Regions from separate parts of the Homo sapiens genome. Here regions 1, 2 and 4 are each linked to region 3. A link is a contact called in ENCODE Hi-C or POLR2A ChIA-PET data. All regions are on one chromosome and are shown on one strand. The core of a region is the stretch at or near the end of the contact, and the rest is flanking DNA. Distances in the headings are between cores, read along the strand shown. Region 1 overlaps SLFN12L (schlafen family member 12 like). Region 2 holds the start of PEX12 (peroxisomal biogenesis factor 12). Region 3 holds the start of AATF (apoptosis antagonizing transcription factor). Region 4 holds the start of SOCS7 (suppressor of cytokine signaling 7).

Evidence for each region. Hi-C counts contacts between places; a loop is a spot of excess contacts on that map. ChIA-PET counts read pairs that join two places held with the same protein, here RNA polymerase II (POLR2A). Pooled maps may share reads with other maps.
Region 1: a loop to region 3 is called in a pooled map, with 4 times the contacts of the local background. The contact joins the enhancer-like site here to the promoter of AATF in region 3. A Hi-C loop is called at or near these places in 1 of 168 maps with a recorded cell type or tissue (CD14-positive monocyte), 1 of 37 single-sample maps with no recorded cell type and 4 of 50 pooled maps.
Region 2: a loop to region 3 is called in a map of B cell, with 21 times the contacts of the local background. The contact joins the promoter of PEX12 here to the promoter of AATF in region 3. A Hi-C loop is called at or near these places in 3 of 168 maps with a recorded cell type or tissue (B cell, CD8-positive, alpha-beta T cell and naive thymus-derived CD4-positive, alpha-beta T cell) and 10 of 50 pooled maps.
Region 4: a loop to region 3 is called in a map of B cell, with 17 times the contacts of the local background. The contact joins the promoter of SOCS7 here to the promoter of AATF in region 3. A Hi-C loop is called at or near these places in 2 of 168 maps with a recorded cell type or tissue (B cell and CD8-positive, alpha-beta T cell) and 7 of 50 pooled maps. POLR2A ChIA-PET finds 5 or more read pairs at or near these places in 1 of 52 experiments (activated CD4-positive, alpha-beta T cell).

What each region holds. Positions count from the first base shown.
Region 1 is chr17:35,483,994-35,489,286 of GRCh38, forward strand. The region is part of intron 2 of SLFN12L (schlafen family member 12 like); the gene reads right to left. Among named protein-coding and RNA genes, the nearest start is that of SLFN13, 38 kb to the left of the region's middle. RefSeq lists an enhancer at 3,183-3,462. Within about 2 kb of position 3,883, at least 21 of the 41 ENCODE cell types and tissues checked have a DNase peak (open chromatin) inside an H3K27ac peak, as active enhancers do; they include CD14-positive monocyte, where a contact is called at or near this core.
Region 2 is chr17:35,577,321-35,582,621 of GRCh38, forward strand. It overlaps PEX12 (peroxisomal biogenesis factor 12), which reads right to left and starts at 1,251. Exons shown (of 3, transcript NM_000286.3): 1 at 576-1,251; 2 at 1-271. The coding sequence starts at 701. RefSeq lists an enhancer at 515-1,330.
Region 3 is chr17:36,944,984-36,950,862 of GRCh38, forward strand. AATF (apoptosis antagonizing transcription factor) reads left to right here and starts at 3,971. Exons shown (of 12, transcript NM_012138.4): 1 at 3,971-4,233; 2 at 5,231-5,422. The coding sequence starts at 4,143.
Region 4 is chr17:38,348,579-38,353,784 of GRCh38, forward strand. SOCS7 (suppressor of cytokine signaling 7) reads left to right here and starts at 3,266. Exons shown (of 10, transcript NM_014598.4): 1 at 3,266-4,454. The coding sequence starts at 3,475. LOC124903991 (a long non-coding RNA gene) reads right to left here and starts at 2,418. Exons shown (of 2, transcript XR_007065738.1): 1 at 2,340-2,418; 2 at 1,881-2,147.

The sequences.
Region 1 (5,293 bases), core at 2,633-5,132, 1.5 Mb before region 3:
CATACAGAGGAAAAAGAACCGTCTATTCCATATAACACTTAACAATTTACAGGGACCAGAGTAGATGTTCAATAAATGACACAACTCCTTGTGCACCAGAGTAGTCACCACTCCCCATGTGATTTGGGGACTCTGTGCTTTTGCATAGGTGTGCTCTGAGACTCTAATGTTTTCCTCCACCTTTGTCACCTGATAAACTCTCTATCATCCATCCCAGAACTCCCATATTTGTCCTTCACTCTCTGCTACTCCCACATAACTTTGTACCTATACTTGGCACTAATTTCACCATAGATCTAGGGAAATATTTAGAAACAAAGCAGTGAAGTGGCCAGAGCAGTTGTTTTCAAACTGCAGGAAATCAAGCGAGGACTCCCAATCATTTAAGACACCAGAAGGAAAAGCTTTGGTTCAGTTCCTACCTTAGACACTGAACCTCAGGGGGTTCAAAGCACGTTCCATGTTCTGGAATGCCCTCCTTGAAATTATCTAAACCATTTCCAGTGCCAGGTACCAATCAGCACCAGCAGTGTCATCCTGGCAGGGTGCCCCAGACTGGACAGAACTACTAGCATCCCTGTTCCTTCCATCTGGGAAACTCAATGGCCCTTCACCCAAGAAACCCTGGGACTTGTGGCTGTGGGGTTGTCCTAGGACCTCATGGCTAGGTCCTATTCCAGGAGAATAGCCTGGCAAGTGCATTGCTCTCACTATCTGGAGCAGGATTTCTTTCACAGGATCAAGTCAGATTGGATTGCCAGGATGGTGCTGATAATGCTGATTTGGGTTTATTCAAATTGTTTATATTGACAGAGGCTCACAAAAAAAAAATTTACTCGGGTAGAATTTATTACTGAAGTCATCTGGTCCATGGCCTTTCTTAGTTGGGTTTTAGATTACTGATTCCATCTCCTTACTAGACATAGGTCTATTCAGATTTTCTGTTTTTTCCTGACTCAGTGTTGGTAGGTGATGTGTTTCTAGGAATTTGTCCATTTCATCTAGGTTATTTGATTTGTTGGCATACAATTTTTTACAGTACACTCTTATAATCCTTTTGATTTCTATAAAATCAATAGTAATGTCTCTTCTTTCTTTTTTGATTTTAGTTGAGTTTTTTCTTTCATCAATCTAGCTAAAGGTTTGTCAATCTTGATCTTTTCAAAAAACCAACTCTTTATTTTTCATTAATTTTTTCCTACATATTTTGACTTTTTAGTATAGTCATTTTGACTAGATGAGATGGTATTTCATTGTGATTTCGCTTTGCAGCTCTCTGATGATTAGTGATGTTGACCTTTTAAATGTTTGTGAGCAGCTTGCATGTTTTCTTTTGAGAAGTTTCTGTTCATGCCCTTTGCACATTTTTTAAATGGAGTTGTTTGTTTTTTTCTTGATTCATTTAAGTTCTTTATAAAGTCTGGATATTAGTCTTTTGTTGGATGCATGACTTGCAAACATTTTCTCCCATTCTCTAGGTTGTCTGTTTACTCTGTTGAGACTTTTGCTGTGCAGACGCTGTTTAGTTAAGTCCCATTTGTCTATCTTTGATTTTGTGGCATTTGCTTTTGAGATCTTTATAATAATTTATTTGCCCAGGGCAATGTCTAGAAGAGTATATCCTAGATTTTCTTCTAGAACTTTTATAGTTCGTGGTCTTACATTTCAGTCTTAATTTTGAGTTAATTTTTGTATATGGTGAGAGACAGGGATCCAGTTTCATTCTTCTGCATATGGTTAGCTATTTATTGAATAGGGTGTCCTTTCTCCATTGGTTATTTTGGTGGACTTTATCAAAGATGAGTTGGTTGTAGGTGTGAAGCTTTATTTCAGGGGTCTTTATTCTGTTCCATTGGTCTACGTGTCTATTTTTGTATCAGTACTATGTTTTGGTTACTGTAGCCTTGAAGTATAGCTTGAAATGCAGTAATGTGGTGTAAGGCTCCCTATCCTGTTTTGTTCTTTTTGTTTAGGATTGCCTTGGCTATTCAGGCTCTTTTTTGGTTGCATACAAATTTTAAATCATTTTTTCTAATTCTGTGAAAAATGACATTGGTAATTTCATAGGAATAGCATTGAATCTGTAGATTGTTTTGGGGAGTGTGAACATTTTAATGATACTGATTCTTCCAACACATGAGCATGGAGTGCTTTTGCATTTGTTTGTGTCGTCTATGATTTCTTTCAGCAGTGTTTCATAGTTCTCCTCGTAAAGTTCTTTCACCTCCTTGATTAGCCCCTGCTCTCCAATTCTTCTTGCAGCCTCTGTAACTGGAGTCCTGTCCCCTTTCCTCCCAGCCCAACTTCCTGCACTGTCTGTATCAGGCCTTGCCCTGGATGAACCCTTTTGGCTCACCCACCATACACAGAAGGTGACAGAAATCACATCTCACCCTCAGATTGCTTAAGGAGGGTACGCATACCACTGGGAAACTTGGAACCCATGGGAGCTGCAGTTGAGCCACCTTATAGAGGACCGAGCACTTGTGGACTAGCCTGGGATCCTGGCCACCCGAGTCCAACACCTGCAGCCATGTAAAACTTTCCATGGTTCAAAACCTCAGGCTTCAGGCATACATCTGGAACACAATGCTAAAATTAAATAAATAAATAAATAAAAACGAGCTGAGGACTGAGCCGACCAAATCTCTAGGGCCTAAAACTCACTGGCCTCCCTTAAACCTTGGGTCTAGGTTTACAGGTTAGATGTTTCCACTGAAATCCTTTATACTTTTGACTATAGGGGAAATTCTATCAGACCTGAACTCATGATTTAGGCTATGTTGTTGGCTATCTTTAATGGGAATGGGGGTGGCATTCATATCTCCTTAGAGTTATGCCAGAACAACAGGTTAGTAAGAACTGCAACCCACAAGGGTGGGACAGGAGGCAGAAGAGCTACCTCCTGGGGAGCAAAAAGCATAGAGCGTGATTTGCCGTCTTCGGATACCACTTTGCATTTAGTTCGGAACAGCACTGCTTTCACCCTTTCCCTCTTCTAGATGATAAACCAGCAGCGCAAGAGGGTGCTTGGTTTTTCTTTCAGGATCTAGGGCGCAGTTCGTCAGTGCCTGGTCACATTTCACCTAAATAACCCATTCCCCAACTCCCTGAATGCTCAGGACTCCAGGAGGGTGGGCAACCCCCATCCGATGGACACCTGCCAAGTCTGGCCTGTCCATACAGCACTCCCCACTTCTCCAGCTCTGCACCAACACCTCACGGGCTTGAGCCACCGCGCCCGGCCGCCCTGCGGCTTTTTAAGGCGCTCCCCAGCCCACGCACGGGCGGAAGTTTTGTCATCTACAGCTTTCAAGTCCTCCATTGCTAAGTCTACAACAGCCTGCGGTTTTGACAGACATTGCTACAGAGACAGGAGCCAACTTTCCCAGAAGGGAGAGAAAGCAGCCTCGGGTCTCCCCGAGATCGGTGGGGTTGCTCTGGCAGCGCCCCACCTCGTCCCGGAGCCCACGGACCACCCCCCCCGGACCCCCGGAATAAGAAACGGAGGCTGGAAGGTTTGGCAGTGGAGCGGGACGAATTTATCTGCCAGCAATTCCCTGGAAACAGGATTCCTTGCAGGCGCTGTGCCAGCGCGGGCCCTTAAGCAACTGAAAGTTAAACGCCCACGTGAATAGCTCTGAGGGATCACGGAGAAGTTCTCGTTTCGTCTGTACCTATTTGTATTTTCTAAGGCGAAAAAAAAGTTATTTAAAGAAAAAGAGAACGAACCTGGCGAGGTCCATGTCTGCGCACTCTTCACCAAGTAGGGGGACCTGAGTTCTTTTCCACTTTCCTGCTCTCCGCGTCCGTGTGCGGCTAGCCCCTCGCTCAGCTGCATTTCTATCGGGCACTCGACTCCCCGGAAGTGGTGGCACCGCACGCGCTGTTATCGACTCTGCGCCTTTGGAAACGGTGTGTCTGCGAATCCAACGACGGGCGCGGTGACTCACGCCTGTAATCCCAGCACTTTGGGAGGCTGAGGAGGGTGGATCACCAGCTTAGGAGATAGAGACCATCCTGGCTAACATGGTGAAAACCCGTCTCTACTAAAAATACAAAAAAATTAGCCGGGCATGGTAGCGGGCGCCTGTAGTCCCAGCTACTCGGGAGGCTGAGGCAGGAGAATGGCGTGAACCCCGGAGGCGCAGCTTGCAGTGAGCCGAGATCGTGCCACTACGCTCCAGCCTGGGCGACAGAGCAAGACTCCGTCTCAAAAAAAAATTGACGAAGGACCAAACCCCTAAAGGGGTGACATTCCAGCTTGACTCGTATCCCAGAGCAGCCCTGCTGTCCCCTTGCTTGAAAGCGCAGTTGACGCCAGAAACCGGGGGAGAGCAGCTACTAATGCACAGGGGAGGAGGGAGGTGCGAGGAGCGGGTTGCTCTCAGAGAGACAGAGTTGAACAACTACCCCTTGCGGTGTAGGAAGTATCTTGCGGCCTTCTAGGCCAATTAGTTGGCTTCGAACAGTCCAGTGGCTCCTCTAACTGGATACAGCCCTCCTGTCACGTTGCTTTCGTGGGGCCCTTGTTATGGTAATTACGATAATACACGTTTCTCCAGCCCACACGTCTAAGAACTGTTGCGAGAACCCATACTTTTTGAAATGCACACAGGCCAAAATGACTCACTAACTGAGGAGTTCACCAGTCTGAATTGCCCTTTCTCCCTAGCTCCATCCCACTCCGGACTCAATTAAGGGCCTGCCGTTGGAAGTCCCATCTAGAATCTTAAGGTACAGGCAGAGTACTTCTTCACACTGAATGAGCACATGCATTGAAAGTATATAGCTGGCCGGGCGCGGTGGCTCAGGACTGTAATCCCAGCACTTTGGGAGGCAGAGGCGGGCGGATCACCTGAGGTCAGGAGTTTGAGACCAGCCTGGCCAACATGAAGAAATCCCGTCTCTACTAAAAATACAAAAATTAGCCGGGCGTGGTGGCACGCGCCTGTAATCCCAGCTACTCGGGAGGCTGAGGCAATAGAGTCTCTTGAACCGGGGAGGCGGAAGTTGCAGTGAGCCCAGATCCCGCCACTGCACTCCAGCCTAGGCGACAGAGCGAGACTTTGCCTCAAAAACAAAACAAAACAAAAGTACATAGCCGTGCTTTTCTTCATTTCATCTGATTCTCACGCCAGCTCTAAGGAAACAGCTTCACTGAAGTGAGGAAACTCTTCTTCAGTCACTGACTTACAAAATGGTAGTGCAGGGATTTTCCCAGACCACCAAGAAGGCATCCAAGAAGTAAGCAAAAAAGATTACGACGTCGTTCCTATACCGTGGCAGTGGC
Region 2 (5,301 bases), core at 1-2,500, 1.4 Mb before region 3:
GCTTCTCCAGCTTCACTTTCAGATAGGGAAGAAGAACCAGGAACATAATAGATTTCCAAAGCTGCTGCTTTGGGAGACCAGCACTAGCCAATCTCTGAGACTTGTGAGTGTCCCCCATTACAATTCTCTTTAAGCCGTAAAAGTTTTCAGAAAATGAGGCACTGGTTCTAGACAGATAATGTTGCTGGAGCAGAAGATCTAGCAGAGTAAAGATTTCATCAAACCACCTCCACAAGAAGCCATAGTGGGTGGGATTTGATTCTGCAAGAACCTAAAGCAAAATAAAGCAATAAGTGAAATTCATTCCATTACACAAGTTCTACACCTATTTACATTCCCCCTTTTCCTCTAAAGTCTACACAATTTGTTTTAAATAAGTCACTGTTGGACCCTGAAATGCTGGGTATTCAGTACAGGTCTCTACACATAACAGAGACTCAGTAACTCTTAAGTCATGGGATACAAGTTATTTGCAAATTGGCTATTTCAAACGCTAGGCTACCAAATAAGCACAAATTATTCGTTTGTTTTTTACCCAGTTGTCCCTAAAACCTTTCCAAGAATTAATACCTTACCTTGACCACATGCTGAAGAGCGGGTCTCACTGCTGTCATTAAACTGTCCTGTGCTACCACCTCAAAGATGGATGGCTGGTCATCGGCCACAGAAGCAGCTGTGAAGTGAGCCCCGTGCTCAGCCATAGTTTCCTGCGTGTACTGGCTTTCACTTTTCCCACAAACTCTCTCGTGAGCATGAACTTTTTCGGGAGGAAGAGTATCAGATGGGTGCTCAGTCTTAAAGGTAAACTTTCTGCATGATATCTGAAACTCGAAACTCAATCTTATGGGCAAAAATGAACTGGGAAAAAAAGACCTGGAGGCCGAGGGTAGTCTCAAGAAGGTTAAGAACAAAGTTAACTCGGACGTGGGTGGAAGTAGTATGTGGCGAGGGGGTAACTTGTCAAATGCTGCACGTCAGGGCAGAGCGTGACTGTGGGGGACAGGTATGGGGGAAGGAACGCAATCCTCTGGAGCTGCGAACCAGAAACGCCCCCTCCTCCCCAATCGTGAGAGCTCAAAAGCCAGCCGACTCTGAGGATTCAGTCGTGCCACTGTGAGCCCGGGACACAAGGGCTGACTCCAGCTGTTGGCTTTGAGTATCCCCGCCCGCGCCCGTCCTTGCTCGCTGACCCCAGGCGAGGCGCAAACAACCCACGACGCCACGTTTGAAGGGAGGTCTCCGCTTTATGACAGAAGCCGCACCCGGAAATGAAACCACCAGGACCTCTGGGATGCCTGGCGGAAGAGAGGCGCTCTAGTTCCGAATGCGGTCCGGAAACCAGAACTAGAGAACTCTATGACCCACCTGAGCTTCCGCTCCCGCCCCGCTGAAACAGAAGAGGGCCCTTGTGGGCTGGTTTTGGCTAGTTTGGTTTACTTTTCGTAGCTGGGTCTGCATGGTAGCCTCGCTGGAAAGCTACAGCTCTGAACCTCTCTCTGCGAGGTCTTTTTGACAAGCTGTTTGGGGCACCGCGCAGACGTCTGGCGCCGGGAGCCAGAGCTCGGGCCCGTTGCTGAGCCCTGTGTTCCTGCAGGCGATGAAGCTAGGGGCGGTGGGAGGAAGGGAATCTGGAGGTGGAAAGGACTTTGCTGTACGCGTGCGGCAGGGATGGTGGTTAATTTATATGTCTTAGCCTTCCAGAAATGATTTAAAGCGACATAGCAGGAGATAGGAGCCTTAGATTTATTGCCGCCAATTATAAGGAAAGATGATTGGATTGAGAAAGGTTCATGCTTGTTCCTCAGTACTTGAGACGGTTAATTTTCATCCAAGCTGGTAGTTTAACGTCTTCCAGGTTTTGGCTATATTCAAGCATAACTGCATGCACTTGCTATACTGGATGAAAATGGTCTCCATCCTTGAACACAGTTGTATATGTCACCACCAGCGATATGAATACAGTACTAACGCAGAGGGAGCTTTATGAATTGTAACTAGCATGCACTGGGGACACTTGACAGAAAGTTTCCTTTCATGCCGTTTTTATACCAAAATGAATGTGATTTACCTTAAGGTTTGTAAAGTGCTTTTATGTTATGTACAGCTTTGTCTCGCTGAAGTTGGCTGACACAGCCTTATTGAATTTGGATGAGAGTTCCACCTCTCCTCCCTTCCTCTGGGAAGTGCCACCTCTGGGCTAAATAGCTGGGAATAGAAGGTATTGTTTACTGCCCTAGAGGCCCTTATGTTATAAAAATAATTGGTTTGCATAATGAGAACCCTCAAAAACAAGGTTTGGATTTAGTTATTCCAATAGGAGAGAAAACCTTACAAATTGTCCTTAATTATAGTTATAAAAAGTGTTTTTTACTCTACCAAAAGACATTATATTGATATATGATTTTTACCTTACAGAGTTTTAAGACTAGACATAGTTTATCCATATGAAGCACCTGGATACATATTAGGTGCTTGTTTAATAGTAACTGTTATGTACAAGCTTTTCTTAAGTGAATAGCAAAAATACAAAGTTGAGAGGTAGCATCAACTAAATCAAGCAGGAAATTAAACATTTTTGTCACTTAGGGATCTTTGGTTACAAGCAACAGAAACAAACAGGCTAATTTAAACTAAAACGGAATTTATTAGAAGTGTATGGAGTAGCTCACAAAATAAGTAAAGCCAGCCCTGAAAGAACAGGAACTTAACAATACTATTGGGACTGCCTAACAGGAATTAGAAGTTCTTATCCAGGCAACGTTGTTGCAGTGAACGAGCTTCCACCAATTTCTGTTTGTGACTCTGCTCGTGATACAAATTTTGACTGACCTCTCTTGGTTCAAGTTCCCTCTCCACCCTGTCTTTCACTCTTAGCCAGGGGAAGGCAGGATGTCTTGATTGATAGTCCCATGGAAGTACTCCAAAAGTTAACTAAACGTATGGCATAAGAACGCCTATAATCCCAGCACTTTGGGAGGCCGAGGCGGGTGGATCACCTGAGGTCAAGAGGTCATGACCAGCCTGACCAACATGGAGAAACCCAGTCTGTACTAGAAATACAAAAAATTAGCTGGGTGTGGTGGCACATACCTGTAATCCCAGCTACTCGGGAGGCTGAGGCAGGAGAATCGCTTGAACCCTGGAAGCGGAGGTTGTGGTGAGCCGAGATTGCACCATTGCACTCCAGCCTGGGTAACTGAGCGAGACTCCATCTCCAGAAAAAAGAAAAGAAAAAGGAAAGGTAGGGCCTGGTATGGTGGCTCATACCTGTAATCCCAGCACTTTGGGAGGCTGAGACGGGTGGATCACGAAGTCAGGAGTTTGAGACCGGCCCAGCCGACATGGTGAAAACCCATCTCTACTAAAAATACAAAAATTAGCTTGGAATGATGGTGCATGGTGGTGGATGTCTGTTATCCCAGCTACTCTGGAGGCTGAGGCAGGAGAATCACTTGAACCCGGGAGGTGGAGGTTGCAGTGAGCCGAGGTCACACCACTGCACTCCAGCCTGGGGGACAGAGTGAGACTCTGTCTCAAAAAAAAAAAGAAAACAGAAATTTGCAACTCGAATAAGAGGTCTGGGAGGCCCAAATCTTTTAGACGTGATAATCGGAATGCCCTTCTGAGGACATAACAAAGGCCTAAATTATGAGGAGCCAGCCATATGAGGAGTTGGGGAAAAGAATATTAGGCAGAAGGAAGAGTATTGTGAAGACCCTAAGGTGGGAAAGAGCTTGGTGTGTTTGAGGGCTATTATAACTGGCAAAAGGTGAAATGATGAGGAAATGAGCAGTAACTGAAAAGCACAAAATGATGTTAGAGAGGTAGACAGGCCAAACCATGCAGGGACTCACAGGCCATGGGAACAACCCTGGATTTTAGCCCAAGTGCAATGGGAAGCCAATGAAGGATTCACACACCAGAGATGTGTGATCAGGTATATATATAAACAAATATATATATATATATATATATATATATATATATATATATATACAAATATATATATAATATATACAAATATATATAATATATATACAAATATATATAAAATATATATACAAATATATATAAAAATATATATACAAATATATAATATATACAAATATATATAATATATAATAAATAAAATATATAAATATATAATATATATTTATATATTTGTATATATTATATATTTGTATATATATTTGTGTATATATACATATATTAAAAAATATATATATATATATTTTTTTTTTTTTGAAACAGAGTTTTACTCTTGTTGCCCAGGCTGGAGTGCAATGGCATGATGACTCACTGCAACCGCCGCCTCCTGTGTTCAAGCGATTCTCCTGCCACGGCCTCCCAAGTAGCTGGGATTACAGGCGCCCGCCAACATGCCCGGCTAATTTTTGTATTTTTAGTAGAGATGGGGTTTCACCATGTTGGCCAGGCTGGTCTTGAACTCCTGGCCTTGTGATCTGCCCACCTTGGCCTCCCAAAGTGCTAGGATTACAGGCGTGAGCCACCGTGCCTGGCCAGGTTTATATTTTTTTAAAGATGTCTCTGATGGTTTTGTGGGTATGCAGTATTTATATCAAGCTTTACATTTATGATATATGCACATTTTTGTTTTTGTTTTTGTTTTCTTGAGATAGAGTCTGGCTCTGTAGCCCAGGCTGGAGTGCAGTGGCACAGTCTCGGCTCACTGCAACCTCCACCTCCCGGGTTCAAGTGATTCTCCCACCTCAGACCCCCCGGAGTAGCTGGGACTACATGCATGTGCCACCACACCCGGCTAATTTTTGTATTTTTAGTAGAGACAGGGTTTTGCCATGTTGGCCAGGCTGGTCTCAAACTCCTGGCCTCAAGTGATCCCCCTGCCTCAGCCTCCCAAAGTGCTGGGATTACGGGTGTGAGCCACCACATCAGGCCAGATATGCACATTTTTAAATGTATGTTATACATCCAAAAAAGTTAAACAACCTGGCCACTACGTGGAGAATGGTAGAGAGAAGACTTATAGCCTTCTAATAGTCTAGGCAAAAGGTGATGGTGGATTTATGAGATTGAATAGAGGGAGTTGGATGGCTTGGAGTTGTTGTTTTTTTTTTTTTTTTTTTTTTTTTTGAGACAGTCTTGCTCTGTTGCCCAGGATGGAGTGCAGTGGCGCAATCTCGGCTCACTGCAACCTCTGCCTCCCGGGTTCAAGCAGTTCTGTACCTCAGCCTCCCGAGTAGCTGAGATTACAGGCGCCCACCACAACGCCTGGCTAATTTTAGTAGAGACGGGGTTTCATCATCTTGGCCAGGCTGGTCA
Region 3 (5,879 bases), core at 2,721-5,220:
ATCAGATACTTGTAATACATAGTTAGAGGTGGTCCTTTTCAGTTTCATTTCATTTCCTATAGATAATCCGGCTTTCTAATTTGGTAGTTTGAAAGATAATGTAAAGGCTTTCTAATTTGGTGGTTTGAAAGATAATGTAAAATGAATGTATAGTACAGCTAGAAATGAAATACTTTAATCCCTTTCACAGAACTGATATGAAATTGTTGTTTTATAGTATTTGTTACCTTTGAAGTTCCCCAGAAGGAAAACTATTTTGCCTGGCACAAGATACATATTAAGTTTCTCTGAAAGATGAACAAAAATAACTAATATCAAAATCAAATTTCAACTCAAAAGGTTCTAAAAGTAGCTCGATTCTTTCCAGTCCTTCATTAGACTTGGAAGAAATTTGAATATTTTATCTACTATGAAATATTCTTGTGGATGTGTGTGTGTTTCAGTATCAGATGCTATTAGAGTTCCAGGATTTCTTTTCCATATCACCTAGATTTCACTCTGGATTATTTATTTCCTTATTTAAAAAGTCAAAGGTTTGACATTAAATGGTATATAATTTCCAGTGCTGTTTTCAAATTTTGTTAAGACACAGCCAAGTTTATCTTTCCTGCAGAGAAGGCTTTAAAATAAGCAATATTTCACTGCATCCATATGATGGCTTATCTAATGGGGGAGGAGGCTATCCGGGAGGAATCTGGCAGTGTTCTTTCAGAAATAAAAATGTATGAAATACAGAGGAGACTTTTGAAACTCCCAGCCTCTGCATGCAGCACATTTCTTTATTTGCTTTATATGCAATCACTGGATCGGCTTGTTTTTACCTTTTTAGCATTTATACACATTAAATCCTAGCTAACTTATTCATTATAGCCTCTACTCCCTAGCCCCCTTTAAAGACATTCATTTAAATGAACTGCGCTCACTGGGAAGCTGCATTTTCCTATCAAGGCTGCTGAATTATTTAGCAGCTTTATTGTGCAATCGGGGTATTTGATAAGAAGCGTTTTCGAGTTGGGCACACGATGTGGATTCGATTCTTCTAACAACGTGGTTGTGGCGCAGTCTCTCCCCTCGTCGCGGGATTCAGAATCCTGGCGAAAACCCGAACAGGTGGCAACGCTCAGCAGTCAAATTTGGAGCCGAAGGCCCCAAGGAGGAGGCCTGGAAATGTCAGGGCCTGTTCTCCTTCCCATCAGTGCTGTGCCGCCCACCTCTGGCCCCGAGGTGCGGGGACGTGCGGCACCATACCTAGGCGGAGCTCCCGCAGGAGGCGCAGCAGGAGGGAAGCGCCACTGCAGTCCCCTCTCGCCTGGGAGGGCAGCCTGGTTTCTCCCTGTGGCCATCTTAAAGCCACCACCTCTGTGCCTCTCGCCACCTGCCTTCAGGGTTCCAGCAGCAGGGAGCCACCATCTGCTCTGGCGAGGGAGCTGAAGCTCACCCACCCAACTTCTCCGGGCTGGCTGCCGCTGGTAAGCTGCTCTAGGTGAGGCACTTGGGGAAGTATTACCTGTGGAGAGCCAGGATAGGCATTGCCAGGGCTGGCACCTGAGGGTGGACAGCATCTGAAGAGAGGCAAGTGGGAACTTGGTTTTCCCAAACTCTTGAAACTCCTTGTCAAGTGAGCAGACAGTTGTTTGGGACAATTGGAAAGTGTCACCCCTTGCCCATCCTCTGCTGTGCCTAATCGCCTGCCACTTTGCAGCCCTTGGAGGGCAGGGAGAGGGATTGTGGACTGGGCGCCCCTCCGCCTTCTCTGGAGAAGGCCATTCTGTTAGGGAACTGCTCACCCTTATTCTCCTCTCCCTGTTCCTCTCATCTGCTCTCATCTCTACATCAGTCAGAGGTTGAAACTCCTCGCCACAGTCCACTCTCCATCTCCATCCCTACCCCATCAATAAGCCCTTCCCCCACCATCTCAAGACACTGGAATGCAGGTAGGGAGAGGCCCCCAGAGGGAGTATTTGAGAATTTGCTCCCCTGTCCCTTGCCTCAACTACTCTCAGTTGCATCTTAATTCCTAGAATTACTTCCTCTTCCCTCCACTCCTGGAGTCCTCTTTCTACCTTCAGTATAAGGTCAGGCAAACATTTTGGGGGGCCCTGGGATGTGTGTGACAGTAGAACGGTCTTGATTCCTTGCTAAAATGGCTTCCCAAGTCAGTAGGGACCAGGACAGAGAAGGGAGAGTAAGTAAACAGGTCTATGGCATTTTCTGCTGAGTGTTTGCCCAGCACAGCCCCCAAATTGACCAGCAGTGTCCTGTTTGCATGACAGCTTAGAGGTGGTCTCTGCAGTGACTCACCTCCCTTTCTCTTTTCTTCCTTCTCTTTACCTCAAAGGCCAGGTTTCTAAGCATTGTAAGTACCCAACATAGCAAGGGGATAGGATTGCAGGAGGTAGTTTCTTAAATGTGGGGTGGGAGAAACATTTTTGTCCTTTGAAGCCCCATGGCACCTTGTCAAGGAGCAAGGAACACACTTTTGCTTGGGAGGCCCGGACACAGGCACAAGACTGCAATTATAGAGGATAAACGAAAAACTGTTCTCTTAGGCTAAGCTCTCTTATGGATGGTAAAAAGCCGTTTTCTTCTCCTGAGTGCCCTGCCTAGCCTGGCATTCTTTTCCTTCCATGTCTGAGGGGGTTTACCCTCAGACAGGTTCTCCTTCCCCTCTGCAGCCCTGGTTGTCTTCATTCTTCAAGGGCCACTTTACAGGGACATGGAACAGGCTCCACTAAAGTGGTGTCCTCTTATTGCTCTTGGCCCTGAGGACATATGAAGATTGTGAAAGTCAGAGATCCTCTCTTCCCTTGGTTTTCATGGGAGACAGTAGAGAGCTGAGGGTTCCCCAGTTGTTCAGCTGTGGGATCCAACTGGCCCGGGCTGTACCCAAGGGGCACTGCCACAGTGCACCACTAACATCTCTTTTCTGGATCCTTTTGAGGCAGATTCTGTTTAGAGGGGTCTAGGTCTCTACAGGCAACCTCCAACAGATACCATAAGAATAGACCACTTTGTAGTCACACTTATCATCCCTTATTGCAGTTTCTGTTTACATGTTTGTCTACCCTCCTAGGCTGATTACCGTGGGGGGGAGAATCCAACTTACTTATCTTGTATCTTATCTAGCAGTGCCTGCCACATAGTGGGCAGTCAGGGAATGCTTGATGAAGGAAAGAGGATGTAAAGCGATTGTGTCTTTCCGTGTGCGGGGTGCAATTACATTTATACTATTAAGTCTTTATATTTTGAGTCTGTCCCTCTAACGGTAGACCTGTATTTTTCTGCATTTGTGCACCTGCTTAAGCTGCCTGAGCATGCCCTCATCTCTGAACAGCAAAGATAATCAATACCGAGGGGTATGCAGTGGAGTAATCCACACCCCACCCCCTTTCCCTTGCTCAGGCAAGGGTACTTAGAGACGCTACTGAAACTATCTTTAGCCACAGCGATTCCTAAGTATTCCCATTAAGAAAGACGCCAGCAGTCCGCCACACACTTACACGTGCATATCCCTGACATAGGATTCCCAAATCCTGGCCGCTGAAGGGCGGGAGGCGTGTGCCCGGCCTCAGACTACTATAAATTGCGAAATGACAAACCTGCTTTGGGTCCCAGTCTCTGCGTGCCCGAGTGCGCACCCGCGATTCGAGCAGCTTAAGCCCTACTCCCTCCTCCTTCCCAAATCAGCCACCGTGGGCCACGGCTACGCTATGCTTTATTCCTAAGCGAATCTCGCACAAATCTCGAGGCATATTTTGTACAAGGGGACACTGGCCGCGCGCATCGCAATCGCATCTCAGCGACAGAAGCGGTCACGTGCCTTGGCGCGCTTCCGCACCGCCCCTTCCCGCGCACTCGCACGCGCACGCGCACACGCGCCCATACGGCTCCAATCCCTTCAACCTTCTGCGCGCTTCCGCCTTCATGCTAGCAACGCCCGCAGTGACGCGCAGGCCCCGCCCCCTCCCGCGCGCCTCCCGGAAGTGGCCGGTCCAGAGCTGTGGGGTGGCCTCCGCGCGGTCTCTGGCGGAGTCGGGGAATCGGATCAAGGCGAGAGGATCCGGCAGGGAAGGAGCTTCGGGGCCGGGGGTTGGGCCGCACATTTACGTGCGCGAAGCGGAGTGGACCGGGAGCTGGTGACGATGGCGGGGCCGCAGCCCCTGGCGCTGCAACTGGAACAGTTGTTGAACCCGCGACCAAGCGAGGCGGACCCTGAAGCGGACCCCGAGGAAGGTGAGGCCGGACTGGGGCAGGCCACGTGCGGAGCGGTGGGCCAGGCCCTGTGGGGCAAGGGGGCGGCGTGGGAGGGGCGTGCGCGAGGCCGCCGGGCCTGCGCTCCTTCGCTTGGCGCAGAGGAACGTCGCCTCCCGCGAGGGTGGTCCCGGCCTCGGGAGGAGGGCTTCGGCTTCTTTTCACACGCACTCGAAACTTGGTGCTCGGCTGGATGGGCGGAACAGATCGAGGGCTCAGGCCGAGAGGAGCTGGTCTTCAGGTTTACTTGCTCCAGGCCTGTTGGAGGGAGCCAGAGAGTCTGCTAGCAAGTTGGAAGTTAGCTTTGAGGATGCCCTTTCTGGTATTGCGTTAGAAAGGAGGAGAAGAAAGTCGCATGTTTTTAATTCAGGTTGCCCTTCAAAACTAAGTTGGAGACTGATGGAAGGATTTTCTGGTGCTGTTTAAGTCTCTTGAAGTCTCAAGACACTTGTTCAGTGGCTGACGACTGAGACTCCTGTTCTGTAAGCTGATGTTCAGAGTCTAGCTGGGAGTAATCCCGCTTTAGACTTGAGTCGGAAGTGTGAGAAAGGGATAATAAGGAGGGATAAATGCGAGTGCTGAACCGTATCTTAGGAAGATCAGTTGAAGAAACTCGGGACTGTTTAGCCAGAATAAGCAAAGAAAACTCCCCAAAGAATGGGACAGAGTGAGGGGAGAACGTGATGACTGATTTAAGATATTGGAGCGACTGTCACACATTGAAGAGGAATTCAACTAGTTTGATAGGATCCAAGTCATAGAAATAGATCCCACTAGTAGATGCCAGGAGTCAACTTTCTGTTTAGAAACAGCAGTAAGACAGTGTTCTACTTTGGGAGAGAGTGAATTTCCTATTCCTGGAAGTTGGTGGGGATTTCGTAAAGGACGTTCAACTATGAGATAAATGGGTCGACCAGGGTTCCCGTTAAAGTTTCTGCTAACCTGGAGATTCTGTTTACTTTTCCCTCTCCCCCGACAGCCACTGCTGCCAGGGTGATTGACAGGTTTGATGAAGGGGAAGATGGGGAAGGTGATTTCCTAGTAGTGGGTAGCATTAGAAAACTGGCATCAGCCTCCCTCTTGGACACGGACAAAAGGTATTGCGGCAAAACCACCTCTAGAAAAGCATGGAATGAAGACCATTGGGAGCAGACTCTGCCAGGATCGTCTGGTGAGTAGACATTTTTGAATGGAACTCTTCTCTTCCCTAATTTTTTCAGGGTTAAAATCCTCCGGTCATCCCCCATGATCTTTGCAAGAGTAGTCTGCGGATCTTTTTTTTGAGACAGAGTTTGGCTCTTGTTGCCCAGGCTGGAGTGTGATGGCGCCATCTCGGCTCACCGCAACCTCCACCTCTGGAGTTCAAGCGAGGCTCCTGCCTCAGCCTCCCGAGTAGCTGGGATTACAGGCATGCACCACCACGCCCGGCTAATTTTGTATTTTTAGTAGAGACGGGGTTTGTCCATGTTGGTCAGGCACCCCTATCTGTTATCTTAGGAGAGACCATTGATTTGGTATTAGAAAGGGTCTTAGAGGTTACTTCATTTCACTTCATAAGGAATCTAAAGCCCAGAGTGATTAAGTTGCTATACTCCTTATGTTCGGACTAATGGCTCACCCTACAGTGG
Region 4 (5,206 bases), core at 2,016-4,515, 1.4 Mb after region 3:
AATCTCAGCTACTCAGGAGGCTGAGGCAGGAGAATTGCTTGAACGCAGGAGGCAGAGGTTGCAGTGAGCCGAGATCATACCTATGCACTCCAGCCTGGGAAACAAGAATGAAACTCTGAGGCCGGGCGCCGTGGCTCACGCCTGTAATCCCAGCACTTCGGGAGGCTGAGGCAGGCAGATCAATGAGGTTGGGAGATCGAGATGAGCCTGACCAACATGGAGAAACTCTGTCTCTACTAAAAATACAAAATTAGCTAGGCGTGGTGGCGCATGCCTGTAATCCCAGCTACTTGGGAGGCTGAGGCAGGAGAATCGCTTGAACCTGGCAGGCAGAGGTTGCAGTGAGCCAAGATAGCGCCATTGCACTCCAGCCTGGGCAACAAGAGCAAAATTCCGTCTAAAAAAACAAAACAAAACAAACAAACAAAAACACAAAAGAATGAAATGCTGTCTCAAAACAAACAAACAACCCCCAACACAAATTCAAGTCCTACAAATGCAAAGATACACCCTCTTTGCTTGGAATTTAACTTTCAATGTTTTTTCCAGGATCTGGGCTACGGAAATGGACAATTATGGAAATGGGAAAAGTCTACCCCATGGCTTGCCCTGCCTTAGAAAGAGCTCGCGTGTGTTCCTCTGTACCTCTGTGCACTCCGTGCAAGTAGAGATACTCCAGATAACCCACACAGTCCTCTTCTCCCACGGCCAGGAAAGCAGCTGGACAGCAGAGGGCGATGAAGAGCCAGGGACCTTGCCTGTAATCAGCTTGTAATGGGCTCTGAGGCCAGAGAGTTTCTCAGAGAGAAAGCTGGGGATCTTGGGTAGTCTTCTTAGGCCTCAGGTGTTGTGTGATTCTATAGCAATTTCTCTTCTTTTATTCATTTATCTATATAGAGACACGGTCTTGCTCTGTCACCCAGGCTAGAGTGCAGTGGTGTGATCACAGCTCACTGCAGTCTCCACCTCCTGGGCTCAAGCAATCCTCCTGCCTCAGCCTCCTGAGTAGCTGAGACCACATCTGGGCACACCACCATGCCTGGCTAATTTTAACATTTGTTGTAGAGCCAGAGTGTTGCTATGTTGCCCTGGCTGGCCTTAAACTCCTGGCCTCAAGTGATCCAAGACCTGCCTTGGCCTCCCCAAGCGCTGGAATTACAGACGTGGGTAAACATGCCCCTCTCAATCGCTCTTCTTTTCTTCAGAAACCTGAGTGACACCTGAGAGGCAGCCAGGGGAAGAGAATGAACTATCTGGAGTCAGAGCTGGTTTTGATTTTCACTGCATCCTTTTGAATTGAGTGACTTTAGCTAAATAACTCACTGAGGTTTACTTTGTCTCTTTATGTGTGAGGAAAGATAATTAATTCTGTTGTGCAGAATTTGTCTCAGGAGACTCTTACAGGGCTTAAGGTTGAACAACAATTCCAGGCACTGTCCTTGGCACTGGAGAGTCCCCAAGGGGCAAAAAGCAAACATGGCTTCTGCCCTCATAGAATTTACAGTTTTGTAGGGAGGACAGCTTTTAATCAACTGACCCCACAGACAGATTGCAAATTACACCTGCGCAAGTAAGTGCAACAAAGGAATGATCTCAGAGCCTGGGGAGGAGGAAGGGCCCAGGCAGGGAGATTTCCCTAAGGTAGTGAGGAGTGAGTTCAATCTGAAGGATGAGTAGGAGTTTACTAAGCAAAAAGAGAAAAGTCTTGCAAGAAAAGGGAATAGCTTTTCTTGCCCACATGTATGGGAGCCTGCCGCAAGGTTGATGGGAATGCAGGGAACAGAGAACAAGGTGGAGCTTAGCAGGGGATGTGGCTAGAGAGGCAGGGGTTAGATCACACAGGGGTCAGATCACAAGATCACACATTAGCCTAAGAACAATGGGAAGCCATGAACAATTTTAATCACAGGCTATGAACACATTTCCATTCTGAAAAGGTCCCTCTGGTTGCAGGACTCAACCCTCCACCCTCTTCCCCTCAATGCACCCTCAGGTATTAGAAGTCACTGAGTTCTGCAGCTGATCCTTCCTCCTTTTCCCTTGCATCTCTCAATATCTCCCACTGGGACTATTTCAATGGGCTCCCTGCCTCCAGTCTCACCTCCTCCACACAAAAAGCTTGATCTTATTTGATCCTCACAACATGCCTGCAAGCAAGCAAAATTGCAATCCTTATCCCTGTGTAAAGATAAGAAGGCCGGGCGTGGGCGCGGTGGCTCACGCCTGTAATCCCAGCATTTTGGGAGGCCAAGGCGGGTGGATCACCTGAGGTCAGGAGTTCAAAACTGGCCTGGCCAACATGGTGAAACCCTGTCTCTACTAAGAATACAAAAAATTACCTGGAGCGAGGCAGGAGAATTGCTTGAACCCGGGAGGCAGAGGTTGCAGTGAGCCAAGATAGCGCCATTGCACTCCAGCCTGGGCAATAGAGAAAGATTCCATCTCAACAACAGCAAAAACTTAATGTGTTGTCTGTAGCCGTTACATTATGAATAGCACAAAAATTGAGTAAATATTCTTCCAGTATTTGAAACCGTTTTCTGACTCAGCAAAGAAGTTGCTCCCATCATTGACAATCCAATTAAGTTTTGTCTTTTTCAGTTTTATCAACCAACATTCACCTTTACAATTACACTCCTAGGTCAACTGCAATCACAGTTTGGCTACCCATATAAGAGTTTGGCAAAAATCAATGAAAGCATTCTGTGAGAAAGAGTTATATGGAATTTGCCAATTTACTATTAATTGTAAATTGTGAACTACACATCCTTTATGTCAGTAAAACTTAACGACAAATTTTTGTACCTATATATGTGCATACATTCCCGTTCTCCCCCCAGAGAGCTGGTTGTTACACATTTATCAGTACAGCACTGGGTCTAGAACACGATTCATGTACTGATTCCACAAACATTCACTGGGTGCCAGGCGGACGGAGATACAGATTAATGATGAAATGACTCAGCCAAGGTCACACATCGCAAGCGGCGTAGATGGCAGAACCATATGTGCTCCCAAGGCCAGCGGCGCGCTCCCAGGACCAGACCATGGTTTCCAAGGCCTCTCCACTCTACCGAATGGGATGGCCTGGGCCTGGGCGCCCAGGAAGTGAAAAGCAAGGACCGGGAAAAGAGACCAACGCCAGCCAACAGACAGCTCACCGCCAATAGGGGCCGGGGGCGCGCGCGGCGTCACTCGCCGTGGAGGCCAGCGCGAGCACGCCCTGGGGAAAGTGGCGTGGCTAAGCCCTTCCGGAAGTGACGTCGGCTTGGGGGCGGTGCTCGGCGGTGGCGGAGCGCGGCCTGGGCTCGCGCTGGGCTCCGCGCGCCCCCCGCCCCCCTCTATGAGGCAGAGGCCGCGGCGGCCGTTAGCGCTGTCGCTCCGGGGGCCGCGGCGGGCGGGGCTCCGGCGGGGCCCGGCCTAGTCCCCACCCCAGCCCGGCTCCCAGCCGCCCGCCCTCCCTCCCTCTCCCCGATGCAGGAGGCCGAGCTCCGGGATGGCGAGGCGGCGGCGGCGGCCGCTTCGTACCGCGTCCTGAGCCGCCTCCTTGGCTATGGAGAGGCGGCCCCCGAGCCAGGCCCTCCGCCACCGCCCCCGGGCCATGGCCCCCCGCCGCCACCCTTCCTCGCGCGGCCCGGCCCGCGGGGCTCCCGGCCGCCGCAGCTGATGGTGTTCCGCAACGTGGGTCGGCCGCCGGAGGAGGAGGACGTGGAGGCGGCCCCGGAGCCGGGACCCTCGGAACTGCTGTGTCCCCGGCACCGCTGTGCCCTGGACCCCAAGGCCCTGCCGCCGGGCTTGGCGCTCGAGCGGACCTGGGGCCCGGCGGCTGGACTAGAGGCGCAGTTGGCGGCTCTGGGGCTCGGGCAGCCGGCGGGGCCGGGGGTCAAGACAGTCGGTGGGGGTTGCTGCCCGTGTCCGTGTCCTCCTCAGCCGCCCCCTCCGCAGCCCCAGCCGCCTGCTGCCGCCCCGCAGGCCGGGGAGGACCCCACGGAAACGAGCGACGCGCTGCTGGTCCTGGAGGGCTTGGAATCGGAGGCCGAGAGCCTGGAGACTAACAGCTGCTCGGAAGAGGAGCTCAGCAGCCCGGGTCGCGGAGGAGGAGGGGGCGGCCGGCTTCTGCTGCAGCCCCCAGGCCCTGAATTACCTCCGGTGCCCTTCCCGCTGCAGGACTTGGTCCCTCTGGGGCGCCTGAGTAGAGGGGAGCAGCAGCAGCAGCAGCAGCAGCAACCTCCCCCGCCCCCGCCTCCTCCCGGGCCCCTCCGGCCACTCGCGGGTCCTTCTCGGAAGGGCTCCTTCAAAATCCGCCTCAGTCGCCTCTTTCGCACCAAGAGCTGCAACGGTGGCTCCGGCGGTGGGGATGGGACCGGCAAGAGGCCTTCTGGAGAGCTGGCTGCTTCAGCTGCGAGCCTGACAGACATGGGAGGCTCTGCGGGCCGGGAGCTGGACGCGGGGAGGTGAGACCGGCCGGGGGCTGGCCGACAAACTTCCTTTTCTTGTTTGGTTTCCCTTTTTATCTATTGCTATCGCGATCCTGACAGTTCTTAAGATAGGGTCTTCAGGAGGAGGCAGAGACTTGGGACCAAAGGTGGTAACATCTCGCATAAGGTCAGCGCTAATTGTGGAAACAGCTTTCACTCTTAAAGAGTGCACACTCCGTGACACTTCTCAGCTGGTTTGCATCTGTCTTGTTGGAAGATGGTTTCAGACCATCCTCCCATCCCCATCCTGGCATGGCTTTTTAAGTTTTTCCAAGGCGGCTGTGTGCCATTGTCCCTGGAAGGGAGATTGCTGGAAGTGTTTGGCCTTTGGGGCAAAAAGCTGGTGTTGCACCTTGACCGCCTTGCTTATTCTGTGTACCAGCACCGCACCTCCCTTCACACTCATGCATGCAAATGACAGGAGAATCTTCAAATGCAATTGTAGGCCAGCAATCAATTGGACACCTCTATTCAAAGTTTTACTGTTTTCCTGGTTGTTCCCTTAGATGAACTTGGCATATCAAACTTGGGTGCTGACCACTGTCTCTGAGAATAGAAAATAGCAGACCGGGCACAGTGGCTCACACCTGTAATCCCAGCACTTTGGGAGGCCGAGGAGGGCGGATCACCTGAGCTCAGGAGTTTGAGACCAGCCTGGGCAACATGCGAAACCCCATCTCTACAAAACAAACAAACAAAAAATTAGCCCCCATCTCTACGAAAAAAAT